Linked DNA regions of Homo sapiens: region 2 is linked to region 1. The links are chromatin loops, found by intact Hi-C in ENCODE. Cell type or tissue: B cell. All regions are shown on one strand.

Region 1 (2,500 bases):
CACTGCCCCTAACTGCTTCCTCTTCTTGTGGTCCAGGGTCCATCACACGGGTTGGTAGGATAGGAGAATCTGGGAAGGAAGAGGACCAGTGAGTGGGCCTGAGATTTGGTCTCTGGAGTTCAGGGTAGGGATTTGTTCACCCGAGAGAGTAGGGGACTGTCCACTGGGAAGTTGACTGCAAGCCCTCGGGAAGAAGGGAGGGAAGAGGAACTGAAACTTGGCACCTGACAGAACAGCAGCCAAGCAGGTTTCAGGAGACAAAGGGAGGCTCAGGGTATCATACATAGGGAACCACGTCCTTACTCCCTACAGCAAGTATGGACCTTGTTCCAGGCTGGCCCTCAAAGGACAACAGTCCATATCTACCTAGTCCTGACTCCTCCACTCCTTTCCCACCAGAGAGCCTCGCAAGATCATCCTGCACAAAGGCTCCACAGGCCTGGGCTTCAACATCGTAGGAGGAGAGGATGGAGAAGGCATTTTTGTCTCCTTCATCCTGGCAGGAGGCCCAGCTGACCTGAGTGGGGAGCTGCGCAGGGGAGACCGGATCTTATCGGTGAGGAGACAAAGGAGAGGTGGGAGGATGGGAACTGTGCCAGTCTAAAATGGAGAGCGAGAGACCTTACTTCCTCCGAGGAATGCTTCTTGAGATGAAGGGAGGGCTAAGGACTGGAGAAAACTTCTCTTGTTTTTATAGACATCCTTAGTGACAGGGACCGGGACTAGACTTATCTTTGAAGAGGAAATGAATGCCTATTGGATCTTAACCCTGATTGGCATTTGACCTTTATGAAGATAATTGTTACACTAGAGATGTCGTATCCTTTAGGCCTTGTTTTAGGGGCAAGGTTGGAATATTGGGAAAGGCATCTAAACAGGCTTAGGGGTGGGGTACCCATCTCCCTCTCCTAACTGCTAATGCAGAGGACCCTCTTTCTTGCTTTTGGGGTGGCTCACAGCTTCTCTCTTTGGACAGGTGAATGGAGTGAATCTGAGGAATGCAACTCATGAGCAGGCTGCAGCTGCTCTGAAACGGGCCGGCCAGTCAGTCACCATTGTGGCCCAGTACAGACCTGAAGGTAGGAGAAGGGAAGGTGGGAAGAGATGATGTGGGGGAGTTAGACTTATATTATGTGTTGGCTTTTTGCCATCCTAGGTAACAAAGCCACTTGACCAGGTCCCTTCTACCTAGAGCAGTAACCTCTTCCTCTCTCCTTTTCCTGCTGGGTAGGGGTTGGTTTGGGCGGCTTGAAAGCATCAATTAAGGCTGTGCTCAGAGCCTGCTGATGTGGGCTGCAGTGCAGGAGAAGGCCAGTAGTGGGCAGCAGCCTACTGGAAGCAGCATCCAAAGATTAGGGCGACTGGAAAAAGGGGAGGGGGCGGAGGGCCCACAGGAGAAGACTGGGAACTGTGTGCCCTGGAAGAGGAGAGCAGCTCTTGGTTAGAAGGACCTCAGGTAGAAGAGATCCGACCTCTTAAGAGATCTTGGGCCAAACCTCTGTGACCCCCACTCCCCTCCCCTCATCAAGATGACCGTGAAAGACCCATAAACGCGCTGAAAAGGTGATACTATGCCCTTGGGATAGGCCAACTGGAGTCGACTCCCTCCCCTCCGGGGGGCCTTCTTTGTATTCTCAGTGAGCAGTCCTTGGCTGGGGCGAATGGGCGGGGCTGGTCATGCAAATAAAGGCGTTTGATTGGCTGGGGCCAACCGAGGCCCAGGTGCCGAGGTGAGCCGCGGGAAGGCGCGCCCTAGCCTGCGGGCCAGTGGAGTGGCCATTGGCCGGCTGAGGGCGGCCTCCAGCCGCATGCCCCGCCCCCTGACCCAGGAGGAGGGCGGCAGGCGCCCCTCCTTCCCCCCATCGCGCGCCTCAGGCGTCTCCTCCTCCTCCCTCCTTCCCCCTCCTCTCTCCTCCCCTCCTCCCGCGCGCCCCGCTTTGTGTCCGTGGTCTCCCGCGCGGGACGGAGGGACTGGCCGGAGCTGGCGCTTTCTCAGCACTAGATCTGGACTCCGACCCGGCGCCAGGTGAGGTGGGGCGGACGGGGGTCAGGCCCCCTCGCAGTCCCCCCTAACCTCTCTACGGCTCTGTTCTCAGCCTCTTTTCCAACACTGCGTGCCCCAATTCTGCCCTCTCCCTCGAATGCCTTCGTTGCGTGCCCCCAGGCTCCTTCTGAGACCCTCCTCAGGGCCCCTCGGAGCGCCGCGCGGGGCTCAGCGCCCCCTCACCCTACACTGGGCCCAGTCTGGCCTTCACCTCTTAGCCATCACCTCTCCCCCACAGCGAGCTGTGCCCCCTTCTCACCCCAGGGCCTCTGTCCTGCCTCAGCCCCCTTCCTGCTGGCTGCTGCGCCCCCAAGCAGCTCCCTAATCCCTTGCCCTAGAGGAATTTTCTAAATCTTCCCCTCCCCCGACACCCATTTCTCCACCCAACCTGTCCACCTCTGAGAACAGCCGCGACCGGCTTGGTATTCTGCCCCCTCCCTTTTGTTTGCAAGGGAT
Region 2 (2,500 bases), 740 kb after region 1:
TGTTATAGGATGTAAAGGAGATAACATATGTGATATGCTTAGTACAGGACCCAAAATTAAGTACTGAGTGTTAGCTATTATCATTAGTATTATTAATTTTACTGCAAGCTAAATTTAATAATTTAAATAATACTATTTAATTTAATACTATTTAAATTTAAATAATGCTATTATCATTAGTATTATTAATTTTACTGCAAGCTAAATTTCAGTGACTGGTGGAAATGTCCAATAGACAGTTGGAAATGTGAATTGAGGTGCGAAAGGAAGGTATGAACCAGAGATTTCTGATCTACCTTGTAGAGATAACAGTTGCTATGGGAGTGTGGCTAAGTCTCCCTGGAGGGCAGAGAACGAAATTTTTTTTTTTTTGAGACAGAGTTTTGCTCTTGTTGCCCAGGCTGGAGTGCAATGGTACGATCTCAGCTCACAGCAACCTCCACCTCCCCGGTTCAAGTGGTTCTCCTGCCTCAGCCTCCCAAGTAGCTGGAATTGCAGGCATGCGCCACCACGCCCGGCTAATTTTGTATTTTTAGTGGAGATGGGGTTTCTCCATGTTGGTCAGGCTGATCTTAAACTCCCGACCTCAGGTGCTCCGCTCGCCTCGGCCTCCCAAACTGCTAGGATTACAGGCGTGAGCCACGGCGCCCAGCCAGAGAACGGAATTTTACAGAATGTTCACATTTAGAGATGGTAGGAGAAAGGTCATAGAAAAGTAGTGGCTTGAGAGGGAGGGGTCCTTACCTTGGAGAGGATCTTTAAATTGCTAATCAGTGGCTTCATTTAAGTCCTCAGTCTCTGACACTTCTGCAGCATTGGATGCAAGTGACCTCTTAAAGCCTCCTTTCAGAATCTCTCTTCAGTTTCCATGGTGTTCTGTACACTTCGATCTTCTGTGATTATGCATAGATGTCACAGCTGAGAGCCTTATAGAGCTTACTTACTCCAGCCCCCTCATTTTACAAATGAGGAGACTAAAGAGCCAGAAAATGGAAGTAGCTTGTTCAAGGCTCACAGGCAGTTGTTCCTTCCTTGTCTTCCCCCCACCAGCTTTTCTCACTTCCCATGGTTCTTCGCTCTTTGCTCTCATATACTCATTTCCTCTTTCGATAAACTCATCTGTCTGCATAGCTTCTAGTGTTGCTTTCAGGCTTTTGGTTGCCAAATCCGAAATCTCTCCCACCCTTGCCTGCTTCAGAGCTGCTATCCCACCCTTTGTACAGTCAGCTAGGTGTTCCACTAACACCTCACACCCAGCATGTCTGCACATCATCTTTCCCCATACTACTAGCTTCCCTCTTTGACTCCACTATCCTATTCATGGCACCTCCATTTTCCTAGTTAGTTAATCCTTTACCAAGTCTGGTCAGTTAGTCCTACATAAAGCCCCATGCAGTACAGTCGTTAAGCATATTCCAGCTGTAGGAAACCTTAAAGGTACTTATTTCTCCAGCTTCGCCTTTTTCTTTTTCTTTTCTTTTTCTTTCTTTTTTTTTTTTTTTTTCTGAGACGGAATTTTACTCTCGTTGTCCAGGCTGGAGTGCAATGGCGCGATCTCGACTCACTGCAACCTCTGCCTCCCGGGTTCAAGCAATTCTTCTGCCTCAGCCTCCTGAGTAGCTGGGACTACAGGCGCGTGCCACCAGGCCCGGCTAATTTTTGTGTTTTTAGTAGAGATGGGGGTGTGCCATGTTGGCCAGGCTGGTCTTAAACTCCTGACCTCAGGTGATCCGCATACCTCGGCCTCTCAAAGTGCTGGGATTAAAGGCGTGAGCCACCACGCCCAGCCAGCTTCGCCTTTTTCAAAAGAAAAAATTGAGTCTGTGGGAGGCAAGGCAATACAGCCTGTGAATGGAAGTCAAGACTAGAACCCAGGGGCCAGGCGCAGTGGCTTACGCCTGTAATCCCAACACTTTGGGAGGCCGAGGCGGGCAGATCATCTGACGTCAGGAGTTCGAGACCAGCCTGGCCAACATGGCAAAACCCCGTCTCTACTAAAAATACAAAAATTAGCCGGGCGTGGTGGTGGGGGCCTGTAGTCCCAGCTACTTAGGAGGCAGAGGCAGGAGAATTGCTTGAACCCGGAATGTGGAGGTTGCAGTGAGCGGAGGTCACGCCACTGCACTCCAGCCTGGGCGATAGAGTGAGACTCTGTCTCAAAAAAAAAAAAAAAAAGACTAGAACTCAGGGATATTGGAAACCCCATCCAATGTACTTTGTACCACACAACATTGCCTCTTGCAATCTTATTATATTCGTCACTTCCTTTTCATCACTATTGCCACCTCCCTAGATTAAACCTTCATAATCTCATGCCTAGATTGTTGACACAGCCTCCTACCTACCTTTGCAGCCTCTAGCCTACTTAGTCCCCAGTGCACCCCGTCACGTTAATCACCCTAAAGCACTGTTTCTACCTTGTCATTCTCACTGAAAAGCTTTTAGTGGTTCCTCACTGCCTACCAAATAAAAAATAAAATTCAAATTTCCAAGCCAGGCA

What was found. Peaks named below come from ENCODE experiments on the same cell type or tissue, not always from the same donor. Only the 100,000 strongest peaks of a DNase experiment are listed, where the experiment ranks them.
Region 2: a loop joins it to region 1, with 15 times the contacts of the local background. A loop is called at or near these places in 3 of 110 quality-filtered maps.

What each region holds. Positions count from the first base shown.
Region 1 is chrX:70,453,238-70,455,737 of GRCh38, forward strand. DLG3 (discs large MAGUK scaffold protein 3) reads left to right here. Exons shown (of 19, transcript NM_021120.4): 8 at 400-556; 9 at 977-1,079. It overlaps DLG3-AS1 (DLG3 antisense RNA 1), which reads right to left. Exons shown (of 2, transcript NR_109801.1): 2 at 1-69. Among named protein-coding and RNA genes, the nearest start is that of DLG3-AS1, 1.5 kb to the right of the region's middle. RefSeq lists silencers at 1,541-1,967, 1,705-1,934. In B cell, a CTCF peak has its summit at 1,324 (motif pointing right); DNase peaks (open chromatin) are centred at 124, 1,334 and 1,714; H3K4me3 peaks cover 1,151 bases; H3K27ac peaks cover 1,019 bases.
Region 2 is chrX:71,197,165-71,199,664 of GRCh38, forward strand. It overlaps LOC107985688 (a long non-coding RNA gene), which reads right to left and starts at 1,029. Exons shown (of 2, transcript XR_001755878.2): 1 at 745-1,029. RefSeq lists an enhancer at 1,172-1,351. In B cell, no CTCF peak of the experiment used is centred here; a DNase peak (open chromatin) is centred at 1,067; H3K4me3 peaks cover 1,433 bases; H3K27ac peaks cover 1,315 bases.